Linked DNA regions of Mus musculus: all the other regions are linked to region 3. A link is a loop called in an ENCODE intact Hi-C map of the cell type or tissue named here. Cell type or tissue: heart. All regions are shown on one strand. Region 1 holds the start of Ccnh (cyclin H). Region 2 has its middle 220 kb from the start of Rasa1. Region 3 holds the start of Rasa1 (RAS p21 protein activator 1). Region 4 has its middle 140 kb from the start of Rasa1.

Evidence for each region. A loop is a pair of places that touch in the nucleus more often than their neighbours do. Peaks named below come from ENCODE experiments on the same cell type or tissue, not always from the same donor. Only the 100,000 strongest peaks of a DNase experiment are listed, where the experiment ranks them.
Region 1: a loop joins it to region 3, with 9 times the contacts of the local background. A loop is called at or near these places in 8 of 42 quality-filtered maps.
Region 2: it touches region 3 in a loop (2.0-fold over the local background); 4 of 42 quality-filtered maps call a loop at or near these places.
Region 4: it touches region 3 in a loop (2.1-fold over the local background); 8 of 42 quality-filtered maps call a loop at or near these places.

Annotation. Positions count from the first base shown.
Region 1 is chr13:85,186,875-85,191,874 of GRCm38, reverse strand. Ccnh (cyclin H) reads right to left here and starts at 2,490. Exons shown (of 9, transcript NM_023243.6): 1 at 2,223-2,490; 2 at 999-1,121. The coding sequence starts at 2,339. In heart, a CTCF peak has its summit at 2,382; a DNase peak (open chromatin) is centred at 2,504; H3K4me3 peaks cover 1,528 bases; H3K27ac peaks cover 1,131 bases.
Region 2 is chr13:85,507,680-85,512,679 of GRCm38, reverse strand. No RefSeq gene overlaps it. Among named protein-coding and RNA genes, the nearest start is that of Rasa1, 220 kb to the right of the region's middle. In heart, a CTCF peak has its summit at 2,963; no DNase peak of the experiment used is centred here; H3K27ac peaks cover 687 bases.
Region 3 is chr13:85,286,638-85,291,637 of GRCm38, reverse strand. Rasa1 (RAS p21 protein activator 1) reads left to right here and starts at 2,152. Exons shown (of 25, transcript NM_145452.3): 1 at 2,152-3,242. The coding sequence starts at 2,731. In heart, CTCF peaks have their summits at 2,384 and 4,836 (motif pointing right); a DNase peak (open chromatin) is centred at 2,187; H3K4me3 peaks cover 3,652 bases; H3K27ac peaks cover 2,290 bases.
Region 4 is chr13:85,427,961-85,432,960 of GRCm38, reverse strand. No RefSeq gene overlaps it. Among named protein-coding and RNA genes, the nearest start is that of Rasa1, 140 kb to the right of the region's middle. In heart, no CTCF peak of the experiment used is centred here; a DNase peak (open chromatin) is centred at 2,640.

The sequences.
Region 1 (5,000 bases), 100 kb after region 3:
CAAACAAAACTGAAGTGACAGTCACCAGCCACATACTGGTGATGATGTGGAGCAAAGGGAACACTCCTCCTTTGCTGGTGAGAGTGCAAACTTGTACAAACACTTTGGATATCAGTTTGGCAGATTTTCAGAAAATCAGGATTAGTTCTACCTTAAGACCCAGCAATACCACTTCCCGGCATATACCCAAAGGATGCACCACTATACCACAGGGACACTTGCTCAACTGTGTTCACAGCAGCTTTATTCATAATAGCCAGAAACTGGAAGCAACCTCAAGTGAAAGGCCAACCAATGACTGGCTCAATTTGAGACCCATTCCATGGGAAAGAGCCAACCCGACACTATTACTGATACTCTGCTGTTCTTGCAGATAGGAACCTAGCATAACTGTCTCCTGAGAGGCCTCATCTAGCAACAGATGGAAACAGCTGCAGAGACCCAGAGCCAGACATCAAGAAGAGCTTGGGGAGTTTTATGGAAGAGTGGTGGAATTGAGCAGGCCAGAGTTGTAAAGGACTCCATAGGAGGGTCTACGGAGCCAACTAATCTGGGCCCATGGGGCTCACAGAGACTGAACCACCAAAGAGGGCTGGATCTAGCTCCCCAACCCTCCACATTTGTACCACATGTGCAGCTTGGTCTTCATATGGGTCCCCTAACATCTGGAACAGGGGCTGTCTCTGACTCTGTTGCTTGCCATTGGATCCCCTTTCCCAACCAGAATGACTTGTTGGGCCTCAGTGGTAGAGATGCTTAGTCCTTCTGGGGCTAGATGTCACAAGGCAGGGTGGTACCCAAAGGAGGAGGGGCTTCCCCTTCTCTGAGAAGGGAAGGGAGTATTGGTCAGAAGAATTTGCAAACGGCAGGAATGAGAAGAGGTGGTGTGCTATTGGGATATAATGTGAAAAAAAAATTATGGAGGAAAAAGAAGGGAAAAGTCTAGTTCAATTCTCTCAAGCCAGCTAACAAGCATATTCTTCTCTCCCATCACTTACCACAACAGACCGTGGCATAGCTGGTTTAAACACTGAACAGAATTCCAATAATCTTTTTTCATAGTACTTGCAAAGTGTCAATTCTTCATGAGGCTCCAGAAACACTGGATCATTTGGAAGAACCTTTAGACAGAGCAGACATTTCAATGTAAGGTCAGTGAATTCATTGTAAGACCGTCTTATCTGTCCTGCTTAAATTGGACTTATACCACCAACAAAAAATAGACCTGAAGCTTTCTCTCTTTGTTAAGTTTACTAAGCATCAAGCAAAATATCTAGGAGAAGAATAAGCAAAAATCAATAAACTGAATCTAGGCTTTCATTTTACAAGTTCTCAAACTGTCAGCTGGACATTTTTAAACAGTCATGACAGAGTATGTGTCAATTCACTCCCAGGTTTGATACCATTATTTGTAAATTAAAAAAAAAATACATATTTTCATGGGTTGGAACTCTCCCAAAGTAGCTTTTGCAGTAAATCCATATGTCACCAAAATTAAAATAACTCAGTTCATTGTCTACCTGTTTTGTTGGTACAAATTTTATTTGCCTGAAATTTGTAGAAGCTACTATAAAGTTATCCAGGGCCGTACACAGAAATGAATGGGAGAGTTGTAGGAAGACCTGGATAGAGGCCCATAGAACACGCATTACTTGTGTCAACTATTTTCTTTCCTTGTACAACCTTCTGTGTGAAGGTTGTTTCTGGAAAGCAGATCCAACAAGCCATCATCCCCCCATTTCAAGTCTTTGAAAAGTTCCTTTCAGTTTTGGCAAGAATTTCAACCGCCTTACACTTCCGCTTACAAAGTTGCTTGTGCACGTTCTTCAACCACTGCTGCAGAGGTACAGCTTCATCCATGAGTGACCACCAGCACTCCAGGCACTTGCCTGCCAGTCTGACTTTCCACTAGACACCAGCCTATGTGTGTGCCCTCCCTCCTGCCATCTACAGAGAATGATTTGTCGTGACATCCTGCAGGACAAGTGACCAGTTCGAGTCCCGCACTAAGTCCGCACTCTTCCAAGGCTCTTGCCAGTCCCCAGGATGTCACTCAGACCTCTGCCACCGCCAGCCCCGGACTTGGCTGTCGCGTCAGTCCCTGTCTGCACTGACACAGCCAGGCGAGCGCTCTACAGGCTTCCAGCCTGCAGGCAAAGCGGGACTTCAGGAGAGGTCCCAGGTTTAGGGTGGGCACAGGGGCTGGCTCGCGGGGACCTCACCTTCCCGTTAGCCACAGCTTTGCACTTGAATTTGCGGTTGGCGTCCGCCCGCAGGCGCGCCAGCTGCTCCTCGCTAGCGAAGGTCCAGTGCCGTTTCTGGCTGCTGCTGTGATACATGCTGTAGCCCTCACGGGCCGCAGGGCCGCGACAAAAACAGCGACACTCCGAGAGACAGCGACCACGAGCGACGGCCAACGCGCGAACCCCCGCCCCCGCCCAGACCGCGGACGCGTGCGTGACGTCCCGGTCACGTGCCAGCGTCTGCTCTGGAGTTTCCGGAGCCGGTGGGAGGTGTTCCGCAACGAGGGAGGGCGGAGCCTCGGGGCTCCCAGGCTTTGGGGAGGAGTCTGAAGGGCGTGACCCAGGAGGGTCAGAAAGTGGGCGTGGCCGCAGGGATCCAGGTTCCAGAGGACGCCTGGGCACAAAGAACCATAAGCCTTCATTTCTTTATTTTTTATTTTTATTTTATGCCCATTGGTGTTTTGCCTGAATGTATATCTGTGTGACAGCTTCAGATCCCTTGGAATGGGAGTTTCAGACAGTTATGAACTGCCCTGTGGGTGCTGGGAATTGAACCCAGTTCATATGGATGACACAGTCAGTGCTCTTAACCACACATACACACACACACACACATATATATGTATGTATGTATATATATGGATGGTGACGTGGTTATAGGTAAAAGTGGGAGGTGAGCACAATGGATTCTGGGAATATGGTGGCTATTGTCTTGGCAACAGGTCTGTGGGTCTCGCCTACATGATGTCACGAGTTTCAGAGGTCCTGATACCAACAGGGAGAGCACAAAGCAATCCCCCCACTGCCATAATTTGTGCAGTAGAGTTTCCTCTCATTTTTCCTGCCTTTCTCAGCTCCTTATTGTCTCATTATATACTAGAAATCCATATTTAGTTCATGGTGGTTTCAAATTTATGATCCTCCTGCCTAAGCCTCTCAAATTCTGGAAACACAGCCATGCATCAATGCCCTCTTTACATAATCTTTAGGCCACATTTTGCTGCATCTAATTGGAGATTATTCAAACAAAATGCATTCTAGTCTTCCTAGAAAAGGAACAAGTAAATTAACAGCTCAATGACAAAGATACTACTGTTTCATTGGACACCACCAAGACATAAATTATTAACTGGAAATTTTTCAGTGCTTTTTAAAAAAATAAACACAAATGTCTTTGTACAGCAGTTCTTAAACTGTGCTATGTACTATTTGTAGACAGACTAAGTTTTTTGAGCACCAATATAACTTGTAATCCAAGAGTTGTAATCAAAGATCTGGCTTTACAGAGCATTTATTGCCTCTTGGTCTTCAAAGAAAGGTTTTATGTACTTCACTAAAGTTACCTGCAAGACCGTCCTCTGCCACATATGAGGCCAGCACCGTGGGTCAATCAATGTGTACTCTTTAGTTGGTGGTCCAGTCCCCAGGAGCTCCAGGAGGTCTGGCCTGTTGACACTTGCTCCCTCCATGGGGCTGCAACCCCCCATCAGCTCCTTCAGTCCTTTCTCCAACTCCTCCACAGGGGACCCCTGAGCTAAGTCCAGTGGTTGGCTGCAAGCATCTGCCTCTGGAAGAGCATCTCAGGAGACAGCCATATCAGGCTTTCATCAGCAAGCACTTCCCAGCACTCACAATAGGGGCTGGGTTTGCTGGCTGTATATGTGATGTATCCCCAAGTCAGTCAGTCTCTATCTCGATGGCATTCCCTTCAGTCTTTCTCCACACTTTGTCTACATATTTCCTTCTGTGAGTAATTTGTTCACCCTTCTAAGAAGCACTGAAGCATCCACATTTTGGTCTTCCTTCTTCTTAGGCTTCCTATGGTCTGTGAAATGAATCTTGGTTATTCTAAACTTTTGGGCTAATATACACTTATCAGTGAGTACATACCTTGTATGTTCTTTTGTGACTGAGTTACCTCACTCAGGATGATATTTTCAAGTTCTATCCATTTGCCTAAGAATTTCATGAACTCATCGTTTTTAGTATCTGAGTAGTACTCCATTGTGTAAATGTACCACATTTTCCATATTCATTCCTCTGTTGAGGGACATCTGGGTTGTCACAATGTAGGGGAATGTGAGGATGAGAAGACAGGAGTGGGTGGGTGGGTGGGTGGGTAGAAGAGCACCTTTATAGAGACAGGAGAAGGGGGGGATGTGATAGGTGGGTTCCGAATGGGGAGACCTGGAAAGGGGAAAACATTTGAAATGCAAATAATGAAAAAAAGATATCTGCAAGAGCACACATAGTGCTGGGAATTCTTTTCTTGCTTTGGGGAAATTTTCCCATTTCTTAAAGTTTTATCCTAGAAACCCTAGGACAAGGAGAAAATTAAAAGAATTCAAGATTGTGTTTTCTCAACAGGAAAGGAAGAAAAGGGGACCAGAAGAATAAGGGATCAATTTTACTTATATAACTTGGAGTAATTTTTGCATGTCGGTGTGTGTATGGTATATGTGTGCATGTATGTATGCATGTATACATGTGTCACATGCATGTAAAAGTCCAAAGTTGATGTTAGGTATCTTCTTCAATCTTTCTCCATTGTATTAATTGAAGCATCACCTTTCAATGAAACCAAAGTTCCGCATTTCCTGCTAGGCTGACTACATACTCCCCATCTCTGCATTAAGAGTGTTGGGCAAGGTTACAGGTGGCTAACAAGCATACTAGTTTTCACTTGAGTTTTGTGTATCCTAACTCTGGTCCTCACAGTTGAAAGACAAATGCTTAATCCACTGGGCCAACCTCTTA
Region 2 (5,000 bases), 220 kb before region 3:
ACCCATCCACACCCTGATTGATATTAATTATGAAAAGGCAAGGGGATAGAGGTGTTTTTCTGGCATGGAAAATATGGAGATGTTTGGTATGCTCCATGTGAACCCTCCAGCACCTCAGTAGGTAGCGAGCAACTTTGAGATGGAATTTTACTTTTGGCTGCAGCATTAAGCAATTTAATTTCCATATTCTTGTTTGAGAACTGTGATATCATTTGACTTAGCGTTGACCTTCATCTTACTGCTAAACCCATTATTAGTACCTAGTCTTACTGCTAAACCCAGTCTATGAGTACCTAGTGAGTGTAAGAACAAAGTGTTCATCTGGACAGTTTCCTTATATCCCAGTTTTTTAAAAGATGAGACATTTAATGTCAAATTTTTACTGTGGGATAAAGGCATTTGATGCTAAGCTTGCCAACCTCAATTGTTTTAATCTCCTGGATTCATGTGTGGAAGGAAAGAATCAACTTTTACAAGTTGTCCTCTGACTTCAGCACCCATGTTCTGGCTGTCATCGATATGCATACACACAACCACACCCTCACATACAAATAAATTGGCAAGTCGGGAAAATAATTGTGTAGCTATTAATCAGAAGGAAATAATGATAATTGTAATTGCTCAAAATTATTTGAGGAAGGCTGGTAATAAATTATCTTGATTGATACATTTTTCCTTTATATTATACGAACCAATTTGTATATCTTGCAGTCACAATTTGTTTGTGCACATTTATATGAAATAATGCAGTACATGTAATATTGATAAACAATACATTGTGGTGGTTTGAATGAGAATGGCTGGCATAAGCACATGCATTTGAGCCCTTAGTCACCAGGGAGTGGAGCTTGTCAAAAGGATTATAAGGATTAGGAGGTGTGGCTTTGTTGGAGGATGTATCACTGGGAATAGGCTTTAAGGTTACAAAAACCCACACCAGACCCGGGTGTGCTCTTTCATCCTGCAGCCTACAGATCAGGATGTAGCTCTCAGCTACTACTCTAGTGCCATGTGTGCCACCATGCTCCCCCAACATGATGCTAGTGGACTAAACTTCTAAAACTGTAAGCAAGGTCCCAGTTAAACGCTTTCTTTTATAAAAGTTGACTTGAAGCCGGGTGTGGTGGTGCACGCCTTTAATCCCAGCACTTGGAAGTCAGAGGCAGGTGGATTTCTGAGTTCGAGGCCAGCCTGGTCTACAAAGTGAGTTCCAGGACAGCCAGGGCTATACAGAGAAACCATGTCTCGAAAAACCAAAAAAAAAAAAAAAAATTGACTTGATCATGGTGTCCCTTCACAGCAGTAACTAAGACATTAAATAATTATAATCATTTAACTATATATACATTCATATACATTTATAGATTTATATTACATGTATGCATATACATACCCACATACAAATATTTGCATTTATTCCATATTAAATTTCCATGTGTTATATCATTATATTTGTCTAAGATTATACTGAGTATTTTTCCCATCATTCATTTTCTGGCCTAAATGCTTTAAAATGGAAAACAAAAACAAAATCAGAACAAACAAATAACAACAACAGTCATTGTTACAACCTGTTTACTTCTTGGAAGGACAGACATCTATAATAACCTTCAGAGCTAGAGATGTTTATGCCATAAAAACAGCATTATTCCCTACAGTTAAGTAGTCATTAGTGATAAAAAGGGAAATGTTCTTTGCTCTTCCATAAAAGCAATAAAAGAACTTGTCTCCAAAAATAAAAATATGTTTTCAGAATTAAAGCTGGAGTGCCAGAGCTCTAAGGTGCAGTTCTTCTCTTGGAAAGAAATCAGGAAATTAAACTAAGAAGGCTTATGATGCTAAGAGTTTTGATCCAGAGGAAAACAGTGTTTTACATAATGAGTAAACCAACTTGACATTAAACTGTTAGTGTACTATAAATTGCAGCAACAGGACTCATGTAATTTTCTTGAAACCAAGCTATGCAGGCAGTTCTCAGGTTGATGGGGGTGTGGCAGTATCTGTATATATGAAATATATACAGCTTTCTCATTGTACACACTGTTTTTGGGAAAGGATTTGTTCATTGAATAATGTCTAAAGCTGGCCCATTGTATCTGCAAGTTATGTGTGGTATTTCAGAGATCTAATTGTATGAAAGAAACTAATACACACACACACATGCACACACACATACACATACATACACACACTCACACACACACACATTATTTTTAGCACAATGATGCTCCACCAGATACCACTACTTTTAAAACTATTTCTTAGGGCTGAAGAAATGGTTCAAGGTTTAAGAGCTCATATACCTCTTGCAGAGGACCCAAGTTCAGTTCCCACTATCCATAGCTATAATTCATTCCAGGGGAATTCTGTGCCTTTACCTTCTGTGGGTACCTGCATTTAAAAGTGCATTCCCACATGTGTACACACACACACACACACACACACACACACACACACACATATATATATATATATATATATACATATACATATATATATAATTAAAACACATTTTAAAAGTTCACTTGTAAGAAATGTTATGCTTAGATAGGAAAGAAATCTCTTCAAAATCCTCATGAGAAAGAATAGTGACTATGAAACTCAATCAACAACTGAGTATTTTTATATGTGCAAAACACTAAATTTTAATAATACTTGCAGTCATAATATACACTTCTGTGGTCTGGATGATGTCAGCACTGAAGAGTAATTGAAATGCTGGAGGAAGTTGTTAAAACCTCAGTAGACTTTTAGACTCTCAACCGACTTTCTTCCAGTTGAGCTGAGTCCATGGAGACAAGAAGGCAGCTGTGAACAGGAAGCCAGGCTTAGCAAGGTAGCAGAGGTCTTAGATAAAACAAACACATTAAGACTTCTGGGGGTGACAAAAGGAAATGAGCAAAGTCATACCACACCCATCCCAGAGGCATTCCCAAAAGCAGGAAACATAGCCACAAGGCCAGTGCCCCCAGTGGTGACAATATGCTGCATAGATGATCAAGAGGGAATCTCAAGTAGAGCTCTATCTTTTTAACCCACTTTGATGAACTTTAATTTTTCAAAGTCATGCTCCAGAAACTCAAGGATGGGCTTTTGGGACTTGAGACTCAGCAAACACTGAAACTATGACTTTATGGCTTACTAATGCTTTTCTTTAAGATAGCATTTATCTAACCAGATGAGGTATTTTCTTATACACAAATAAATCTATGGGTCATTATTAGCAATATAATTTATGACAGAAACTGGGGAAAAATTAAAGACTTATTATTTTGCCCAGAATTTCCTCCTCACTTATCAAATGTCAGCCCAAGCATTTGGAGGCTGAGGTTTTTGTTTTGTTTTGTTGTTTTGTTTTTCTGTTACCAAATGCAGAAGGCTTTGATGGTAAGCAAGACTATGATGAGAAAATGATGAGAAACAAAGTAGTTTTAGAAGACCAATAATATATATAAATATGTTACATCTGATCTGAACACTAAGGTCATTGCCCTCTACATGCCGATGGAGGCAAAAGCAAAATTACAATAACCTAAAATAATTGAGAGTTAAGTTCGGAAATACATGGTTGTCCTATATACACTTGTAAAAGATAATCAGTTGTCACTTACTGTCCAGATGTTTCAGGAAGGGCACAGGGAAGTCTAGTTAAAGTACAAGGAAAGGCTGGCAACTAAATCAGTCTCAAGTCCCCAAATTTCGTTAAGTCAAGAAAGAGAGACAATCGTGTGTTTGAGACAGGTGTAAGTAAAAATTAATGGAAATGTATATGAACAATGGAAATGGCATGGTGAGATGGCCATGAAAATTTCTTATATAGGTCAGGCAGTCCCAGGTCTGTTGCATGGCTAAGCAGCGTGGTCCTGATAATCAGGGAGATCACTATAGTTTTTATGGTACCAGGATAGGAGGTTTGAGGAAGCTATGCTGGACAGGTGTGGGGAAAGATAACTCACACATATTAAACAGAAGTGTAAGTGCAAAATTCAGGTTTGTTGAAATAAGGATCTGACCAGTAGTGGAAACTAGAAAAGGAAAAGAAAGAGTGAACTTACAAAACATGGATAAAGGAGAGTCCTGAGAGACTAGATAGACAAGGGACCATAATGATGGGATTAAGAGGGGCCCTATGACAACCTAACTTGTGGCAACAGCAAAGATGTGGTTCTCAATAGTGATCTAAACTTTCAGCCCTGAAAGCTCTGGAAATGTGGGGACAAAGTCAACTGGACCGTCAACCTTTGCAGCAATAGTGAAAGAAGCCCAATCTTCAGGTTGTGCCCTGGCAGCATCTCACAGTCCAAAGCAGAATTGGATGATCCCAGGCAAAGATATACACGTTCATCCCTAGAGCCAGGAAGCAAGGCAGGCCCCACAATCAAAACCCAAGCTTAAACCAACGCATACCATAGACTGCGTCTCCAGGTATGGACAATGGGGATTAGAACAGAGGCCCTGGCTGAGAACACTCTAGGGGTTTGAAGGGCTTTCTCTTTCCCTTCCCAGGTTTGACACCTCTTGCTTGGTTTGTCTTGATTTTCATCTCTATTGTGTGTCCTCAGATCCACTGAATTAGAGATGACCTGGTCCTCGGTCATCTCAGCCAGCTCCTGAGAATAGGAACTAGCTCCCAAACACTTAACAGAAAGCAGAAGCTATTGAAACCCCCCTGGAGACCCACAGCAAAGCCACCCCTTGTAGGTGAAGTCACATCAGCCTCCAGTTTCCTATTTCAAGAACCACATTTCCTGTCTTGGCCTTAGATAAGCTGTTTAAGCTGCAAGTGGGGGTGGGGTGGGGGGTGGGGTTGTTCCAGCCTTTGAAATGTGTCACAGCTGCCGCTGCCTTCGGTGACTTTCTGTGCATCTTGACATCTTAAGGAACTTTGAAAACTGTGATACTTGATGACAGTCACCTTCAAGTGGGCCCAGAGTACTCACTTACTCTCTGTCTCTTGGTTGGCATTCTGCTGCCGCTAAGGGTCTTAGAGTTTCCACTTC
Region 3 (5,000 bases):
GAGTTGTTTCTGCAGTGAAGATTTCTAATTATACATATTTAAAAGTAACTGGGAGACAATATGTGTCTAAGAGGTATCAGGCTGTATTAAATGTGGATATTTGAGTGCTACCTAATTTTGGGAAAAGGAGAAGGCAAGTTTGTGATTGGAATTGGGAGCCTGACCTGAATTTTCAGGAACAGGGCATAGAAAAAATTGAGAAGATTGATAAATAGAGGTGGTGATAGATAACCAAACAGTCATTTCAAAGACCTGAATTCTAACTCGGATGGTTGATATGAAGTTGGGGTGTTGCACTTGTGGCTCATGAACTAAACAGTAGTTGGGACTTTAGAGTACATTTAAAAGAAAATCTGCTCTAAGGAGGCTGCTGTAAGAAGCAGCATTTCGTTTTGATTTTAGCGATTATGAATCTGCTTCATTTTGTTCTCCTTTGCTAGCTGGTTTAGAATACAGACCTTAGCAAACCAATACCCACATTTTACCCATCCACCGAATGAATGATACCTGTTCTTTTTACAGCTTTTCAAGTTTCTGTATATTGCCTCCTTAATTAGTATACTATGTTATAGCACAGTAGTACTCAAATTAAGTGTGTCAAAAATCACTGGAAGGACTCATTTAAACACAAATGGTGCATTTTCTGATTCAGAAATTCTCAGATAAAAATTTCTTTTACACCTAATTGGTCAGTTTAACGCTGACTTCTAGCTCCCTTATACAATTTACTTTCACTTTCTCAGCTGACACTTTGCACAAGAGGCAAGCACTACTACTGTTGAAATCAGTTTGATTGTTATAGATTGGGTATACAGGAATATGGAAATGTCCTGTCTGTACTTTGTCATTTCCCTTAATGGTACTCCTTCCCTCTTTCCCTGGTATTCTATCTCAGCCTCTTGCTATTCTCAGCAAGTTAGCTTGGTCAAACTTAATAGAGAAAGTATTATCAATAATCAGTTGCATTCAATGTGACACTTTCCAGGGAGAACAGAAAAGCTAGTACAGTACATGAACCCTAAAGGGCAAATTTCTAACACGGATAAATTTCAAGCAACCAGCATGATCTCTCTATATGAATGGCTGCTTATATACTATCTGCTTTCATATTAGCAAACTATAGATTCAAGGGTGCCACATACAAAAATATCTGGAAAAAATTCCACCTGCATAAATTTTTGTCATTATTCTAATAATAACAAAATAAATGATATTTAGATTATATTAAGAGTTGTGGATAAGCTAGAGATGATTTACTGTGTAAATGGGAAAATGTGCCCAAATTATTTAAGATAATAATTTTGTAACTCAACAGGCCCCTGGAACCTATCCCCAGGGAACATGAAAAGATAATTCTAACAGTTGAGTATGTGTTTATGAATTTATATATACACACAAGTACGGGAAATAAAACTTTTTCCTAGGGTTCATAAAGGGTGACATTGATCTGTCAAAGTTTAGACATGTAGTGTGTCTTTGGTATGTGTTGCAGATTTTTGCATACAAACTAGGACAAAATATATTGGTTTATGACTTCGGTGGCACTTTTCCTCTAAATACTACATTCCTTCTCTGACAGCCAAACATGTGAGGGAGACATTCGGTGAAGAGAACTTATGTATATAATGGTAGCATTGACTTCTACCTTCATACTCTCCATGGCTTCTTTCAACCGTTGTTTTCTCAGGTCCAAGGATCTAGGCTTAAATTATTTCACCTAAGTTATACGGTGATTTATAGCATGCGACGGAAAGGAATAAACTATGAATACTGTTTTGATTTTTGTTGCCGACTGTACGGGCAGCTAAGGCCATTTTTCTACAAGTTACAAAGCAGTGAATGGACTTCCTGGCGTCATCCTTTCCTTCTCATCGCCCCCTCGTCCCTCCAGTCCCTCGGGCCTGGAGATGAGCTATCTTCCTTCTCTCCCTGTAAACAAAGCCGTGAGAGGTAGGCCTGCACCGAGCCCGGTGGCGTGGAGGGACGGCCGCACCACACGTCCCGCACCCTTCAGTGGGAAGCTGTGCCACGCCTCCGCGCGCGCCCGCCGCTTCCTGCCCAGGCTGCTTTTCCTTCTCCTCTGTCCGGACGCGCTCCCGGAAGGCGCCTGCGCAGAAGCCCCCGCTCCGCCCCTCCCTTCTTCCCGGCCCCGCCCTTCTTTCTCTCCCGGGTTTCGCTCCGGAGAGCCGCAGGTAGCCCGCAGCGGAGTCGGGCTCTGCGGGCCCGCCCCCTTCCTCGGCCCCGCCCACTGCTCCCGACTCCAGCCGGCGGAGATGAGGCTACGGTGGCTCTGGCATAGGCAGCCCCACTGGTGGCTGCGGTGGGGGCGGCCGGAACCCGGGCGTTGAGGCGCGGCGGCGGCGGCGGCCGAGGCGGCGCTGCCTCAGCCGCTGCAGCGGGCTTCCCTTCCTCTTTAGCGTAGCCAGGAAGTTTGGCGCCCCTGTGCATGTGTGCGCGTGAGTGTGGGTGTGCGCGGCGAGGTTTGCCTAGCGTTTCTGCAGGCGCTGGGTTTTTTGCCCGCGTCGCTTCCCGTAAGCCAGCCAGCAGCCGCGGAGCTTGGGGCTGTGGCCCGGGGAGGGGGCGCGGCGGCGGGCGCTCTCCTTTTGTTGTTGTTTCCTCTGCCTGGAGAGCTGAAGGGGGACGCGCCTGGGTGGGGCGGCTCGCAGCCCGGGCCTGCTGGCCCCCGGGGCTCCCGGGCGGCAGGGTAGCTAGAGGAGAGCGGGCTTCAACATGATGGCGGCCGAGGCGGGCAGTGAGGAAGGCGGCCCTGCGACGGCGGGCCCCGGCGGCGGCGCGGCCACGGGCTCCAGCGCCTACTCGGCAGCGTGCCGGGTCAAGTTACCCGCGGCCCTGCCGGTGGCAGCCGCCCCGTGTCCCGGGCTGGCGGACGCCGACTTGGTTGCGGCCCTCGGTGGCGGAGCCGCGTCGGGGTCCGGGTTCCTGGGGACCGGGCCGGTGGCCGGTGTCTTGGGGGGCGCCGCGCTGACCGGCAGTGCTGCTGCTGGCGTGGCTGGTGCTGCGGCCGCCGGACCTGCGGGAGACGTCGCTTTCACCAAGGGGACTCTGTCTTTGCCTGCTGAGACGCTCGGGCCGGGCGGCGGATTCCCTCCTCTGCCGCCGCCTCCTCAGCTGCCCCCTTTGGGCTCCGGTTTGGGGACCGTGGATGAAGGTGACTCCCTGGATGGACCAGAATACGAAGAGGAAGAGGTGGCCATACCGCTGACCGCACCTCCCACTAACCAGTAAGTCAAACTGCTGTTGAGGGATTGTGGAAGCTGGCTCCGTGTAAGAAGTGGGAAAGAAGGGGCAACGACACATACCGTGCTCCTGCCGCTGTGATTTGTTTGACAAGTTTTGAAGTTTCAGGTTCCATATATAGGGATTTAATTTGATCAGTCATTTTCCCCTACAGGCACTCTTCCTGGCGTCTTCGTATGTTTATTGCTCTTTTGGGAAGACGTAAAAGTTTTTAAGATGGGAAGCATGGGAAACTGTATTCAGTGGGAACCGGATATGGTTCTGCCCCTTCCTAATTGAGATAGTGTCCGGGATTCAGCAGAACTTGGCACTATAAAGGCAACCGCTGTCTATTGTAACTCCAGTGCTCCCTGCTGAAGTCAGAGGCGTTGAGTACAAGTATTTAAATGACTATATTAATGTAAGTTGCAAATTCATAGGTCAGAATGTTTTGTTTTTACTGCAGCTGCAAACTCCTACTTAATGTCTGCTGGAAGCGTTGCGATTCATAAAAACACTAGATCTCTTTAGAGAAGTGGAGAGAAAAAAAAAAGTTCTGTGAATTACAGACGTGATTAAGAGCCCCCAGACTGAACACTAACTTGTTCCTTAGAATTATTAGATTTATTTATTTACATATAAATATATGCAATATGCAAATATGTTTTATATATTTATTATATCCATGACACTAAATATATTAAATATTTTTCCTTTTAGCATTTTGTTAGTGGAAATTAATTTGGTAGTTGATTGTGACATGATCAGGGCAAATGGCTCTCCCTCTAAAGTTAGAGTTCTCTCCTTAAAAGTGTTCTTTTCATAAGTGAAATGGGTATGTATTTATAACTGTAGGTTGATCTTGATGAAGGGAAAGTGTTGAGATGGAAAGTAGTAATAATAGGTCAGAAATGTTTTATAGATCTTTCATATCAATCATAATTGACCCTTAGAATTTCAATAGCATTGGTGAATATTAGGGAAAAAAGATTCGTTTCATATATTGACACTTTCTAAACACTTTAGAAGTTTTCTTTGGGAGGGTTAGCTTCTTTAAGAGGCTTAAGAAATGACTTTAAAATAACCAGGGAGGCATTTTGTAATGCGAGTACACTTTTGATTAGTATGGGTATTGTATTGTATCATAATGTAATTTGAAAATGCATTGGTCACAAGGCTTTGTTTTTGATGCATTTGTAAATTTCAACTTAGGTTTATTTTGATACAACCAGGTATGGTGAAAGGATGTCCTGTTTCTTTTAATGTTATTTGATACAAAGAATAACTTTTCATTCAATATTTTTCTCTAATTTGTATCTGTGTATTTCAGTCTGTCAGAAATGTTCTGAAAGGCTTAAAAAATTGCAGCACACTGTACATACTTTTGAAAACAATTATGTTTTTATTATAATAAAATACAGTATTTAATGCTGAAAGAATAAAGTATTGTGCCATTTTTGTAATTGAGTTAGGCATATTTAGAGTCTGTTTTTTAAAAAGCCATTTGAAGTTTTAATAATTTTATTTTATGGGTATGAGTGTTTGCCTGCATGTATGTATTTGTGCTGTGCCAGCGTCTAGTGACAGAGGCCAGAAGAGGGCATCGGGTTCCCTAGACCTGGAGTAACTGGTGGTTGTGAGCAGTTCTGTGGGTGATGGGAACCAAACACTGCTTTTCTATAGGAACAGCAAGCACTCTTAACTGCTGAGCCATCTTTCTAGTCCCAGGATATTGCTGTTAAATTATTTCTAATAAAGTCATT
Region 4 (5,000 bases), 140 kb before region 3:
ATTAGTGCCTATGTGCAATCTTTGGTTTCTACTTAAACCGAAAAATTAAAAATTAAGCCCACAAGATTCTACTGCAAATTACTTTTTTTTCCATTTTTTATTAGGTATTTAGCTCATTTACATTTCCAATGCTATACCAAAAGGCAAATTACTTTTAAAATAATATCCCATGTAAGTCGGGCGGTGGTGGCGCATGCCTTTAATCCCAGCACTCGGGAGGCAGAGGCAGGCGGATTTCTGAGTTTGAGGCCAGCCTGGTCTACAGAGTGAGTTCCAGGACAGCCAGGGCTATACAGAGAAATCCTGTCTTGAAAAAACCAAAATAATAATAATAATAATAATAATAATAACCCATGTAAACTTATAAATAAGGCAATTATATTTTATATTTCATTGTAATTTATGTATTAAAATGATTATGTTCAAGTTTTATGCCTTCTTTGAATTGATGTCTAGATGTATCTTAATCTAGAAAGAGAGGAAGGAAAAAAAGGTGTTGGAAGAAAGGATGGAGGAAAAGAAGGAAGGGGTGGACGGGAGGTATTCTTGTAAAAGGATTCTGTGTGGAAGACTTGTGCAGTTGGTGGCACCTTTAGTATGTGACTAAATCATGTACTCACACAGCATATTAATCAAGGAAGAATAGGTAGGCTCTTGGGAAGTGGACTTCCTTAGATTTCAGTCACTGGAAGCATGCCTTTGCAGGGCTGCCTTTGCAGGGTTCACCTTGTGCCCTGGACCATCCCCAACCCCACTCCATGAAGAAGCCAGGCCTGTTCTCTCATCCTTTCTTATACCCAAAGCAATGTAGCCAGGTGATGTGCATCTCTGTAACTGTGCATCAAAATAAATACTTTTATCCAAACATATTATCCAATATATAAGTCAGGAGTTAAGGAAAAGATGAAAGAGATAACACAAAAGGAATTCAGATCTACGCATTGAGAATCTCCAGCCTGGCTTCAGATCTTAGCTTCCTTGAGTTTTCTTACTAATAGATACTCTAGTAAAGCTGTATATGCAGAGACATGAGAGGGAATAACTTGAAGAGGGACATTAGTAGAAATATTGTTCACAGAGTTACAGAGCAGGGCAAGTTCTCTCAATTTGCAACAGCAGGCGTATCTAATGAAAGATATGCTTTTTATGTTGGCACCATGATTACTATATTTTACATAAGATCAGTAGTACAAGCATGAGAAAGGAAGAAAGAAGAAAAATAATAATTAAAACAGAAAAGCATTAGCAGGCGAAGAAAAGGATGCTGCTGCAAAACCAGTCCACCAGCAGGTTCTCTGTTGCCTACCACTCTCAGACTTCCACAAATCTGCTTCTGAAGATTCAGGTTTGGATCTAAGCAAAACCTTCAATAGGAGTCTACATTACATCTGTGCCAGAGTCAGAGACTGTACGCTTGCCTAAGATGATTAAGAAAAAAGGAAGATTCAGAGTGAGCAGGTCAGTGTGACCAGGGCAGGGGAGAGAGTTGCACAGAGAAGCAATGCTCTGGAAAATCTGCTTGGGAAGGCATCTTTGGAGAAACAGATGAGGATTGAGGTAGGCTATGAACCCTGATTAAAAGGCACTCATAGGTTAAAACTACTTTTAACATATTACTGGTCTTCTTTGTAGTCTTTTGTCTATTTTGCCCTTGCTTTATTCCAAAGCTTAGAACACTCTGGCACTAGGTTCAGTTTTAGGTATATGCACAAATGCCTCTCTTGGGACAGACTCTGTTCTCACTACTTTACGTATATTAGCTCACTTAAGTCTCAGATAAACATGAGAAGGAAATGAAGGTACAGAGAGAGAACAAGAGTCTGATCCAGCCTGTGAGTGGCAGTGCCAGAACTTAAATACTAGACTAATTGACTAATGCTGGTGCTCTTATTACCATGAAATAGTTCTTCACCAGACAGGAAGCCAGACTATGACTACAACACACAGTAATCTCTATTTGGCACAACCGGATCCAATGATAGCATCATTTAGAGGCAAACTGGAGGAACCAGTTTGGAGGGAAGCAGGATGGCAAGAAAACTGAGCAAACAGCCTGCCTCTATTTTATGGCTCCAGTTTTTGTTTACCTGAATTTTAATTAGTTCAAAGCATAAAGACATTGCTTCTATGTTTCTTTCTTTGGTTTGTTACTCTATTGCAAAACAAAGAAATGCTCCCAAATTTAAAGAATAGCTTCAAGATCTGCCAGTCCCAGTACTGAGAAGCACCAGGTATTTTCTTGGATTCAAAAAACTCAGTTTGCCCCAATTAAATTCCAAGGAAATGATAATAACCAATTACTCAGGAATGTTTGGGTGGTTGTTTGGCACACTTAATTTCAATTATTTCTTTATCTAATTATTTCTCAAAACCACACAAACTCACAGACATTATTTTAATATTTTATAAAATAGTAACTGATAAAATAAAGTATTAGATAAGTAGGAGAAAGGAAATGCATTCATTGTGCATCCTCTTCTTTCTTTCTTTCTTTCTTTCTTTCTTTCTTTCTTTCTTTCTTTCTTTCTTTCTTTCTTTCTTTCTCTTTAATTCTAAGACTTTGGCAGGTGATGTTGTTTATTCAGGCCACTAAGTCTGTTTCTGAATGTTTCCACTGAGTTCCAGTGAAGAGACCAAGCTGGCTGCCAGACTTGAACTAGCTAGGACAGAACGGAAGTGAGTCATCGCCTCCTTCACCCACACTCTTGAAACTGAACCTGAAAGGAGAAAACCTTAATGCATAACAGCAGTCTGTCCTGTTTATTGTTGTGGTCACATGTGCTAAGACTAAGTGCTTATGACAGTCACTGTCTATAAATCCTTGGTGAGAGAACAGATAAGTGACTTTTCCTTCTGTCCTGCCCTTAGCTGCATCTCTGCAGGGAACAAGAACCCACGGAGTTTTTGAGTTTCCTGAGGCTTCATATAGACTTGGAATAACATGGGCAACTACAAATTACCACGAACTTCATGTGATAAAAATAGAATTTCTAATTTCCTCTCCTGCAGTAAGTATCCTTCTGTCTGTCCAGCTCCTCAAGGCAAATCCTATAAAAAAAAATGCTTGATTCTTCTCTTCCTCTCATTCACTGTTTCCACACTCTTAGCAAATAGACCTTGCCCCTCAAATGCATCATGAAATTACTTACCACTAAGTGCTGTCTCTGTTCAATGACCATCATTTTAAGCACTACAGCTGCCAAACATCTTCTCTCCTATAAAAGTCATACTTAAATTCCTTGATTCTAAGTTTGTCCATCTGCAATTGAACTTCCATCTAATAGCAAATGTGGATGCTTTTACTCATGACTACTGTCTCATTCCTTGTCCTATAATGCTCCTTGTCTTCCTATTATGCTTATACCAAAGTTCTAATCTGCCATGACCTCAAAGTTAGAGATACTTGGCTCTCCTGCTCATTACTCTGACCTGTGTTCAGTTATAATGTCCTTTGTACCCTTACCTGAGCATAATGTGGTCCCTTCTCAAAGACTGCATCTTTTTAATGTGTCTGTATGGAAATCTCTCTCTAAATCTCCATCATCCAGGTTTGAGTGAAACCATCTTCTCATTCAGAACCCTCCATACAACACCCCCACATTAGGCACATTCTGTTATCAATTCATTTTCTCTACAGCGTTTACAACGGTCTGAAATAATGTTGTGAACATAAATGCTTAATCAACATCTCCACCTTGGAAGCAAATTTAGGTAAATATAAGGATAATATTAGTCTTGCTTCTGGGTTTTAGTAAATGTTTTTTTGAATTGATGAGCAGTGTTCTGTAGAAGTTAAGCCTGGTTCTTTCTTCCAGCCCCATGTTCCCAGAAATAAGACTCAGACTCAAATAATATTTACAAATACCTTGACCATATAGCTAGGCTCTTCTCTGACTTGATTATAATTTAAAATAACCCATTCATTCTAATCTACATTCTTCCATGTGGCTTGTTACCTGTGCTCAGTTACCATGCATCTGTCTCATCAAATCTCCCTGGACATATCTCCTGGCTCACATTATCCCAGAATCCTTTCTACCTACAGGATGTTTCACCTCCTATTTCCTGCCTAGGCTATAGGCCATCAAATTTATTATTAACAGGTGCCACATCCACAGACACAAAATATTTTCTCTACAGTGTTTGTGGTTGTTTAGGGTACTTTTGTTAAGTGCTATTTGATTGTTATGTTATCGGGTCTCTATAAGCAGGACAGAAGTTACAATTGAAACTAAGCCTTTTTATTTTGGTTGTAGAGTAAAATCTGACAAGCTACCTTTTTAGAAATACTTTCACAATGCAAGTGTATCAATATGCCAATTCTAACATATCTGCAAAAATTATATTTTTTCAATCCTGTCGATTCTGTGGATATAGCATTCAAGAATGTTTTAAATATTGCGTACATAGGCATAACTATCACAGTGAAATGATTCTTTCAACCACACCTTTCATCTTGATTCTCTGCCTCTCCCACTCACTTCTGTGTATAGTGATCATTTTCTGAGAATATATGGTTCAGTTAAAATGTCGGAGAAGAGAAAACTGAAATCACTCTACAAAAGCAGATAAATCCATTGTTACTCAGCCAACTCTTAAGTAGTTGTCTTCTCACTAGGAAGTTAACTTTCCAGAGTAGCTCAGAGATGTCATTTAGAATAATTTCGCCTTACTGAGCAACTGTCAGTTCATGGTACCCTTACACTACTTGTTCAGGATTGTCACAAAAATGACACATTTCCCAGTCACCAATAAAAGGTGTTTGTCTGTTGGCCTGACCTTCAAAGTCTACTAATATGGCTTTTATCTAAGAAGATAAAGAGAAGAGATTGGATTTTCCTTAAAATGTTTCTAAATGGTTTTCAGCTTATTGCATAAGCTAGCCTCTCTATTTAAAGTAGTTGTCTTCCAGAAGTATTTGTTTGTATAAGCAAAATATGTTCAAGGTTTTAAGTTTGTTCTATAGTAATTCTCATTTCTCTGCCTTTCGGATTGGTCCT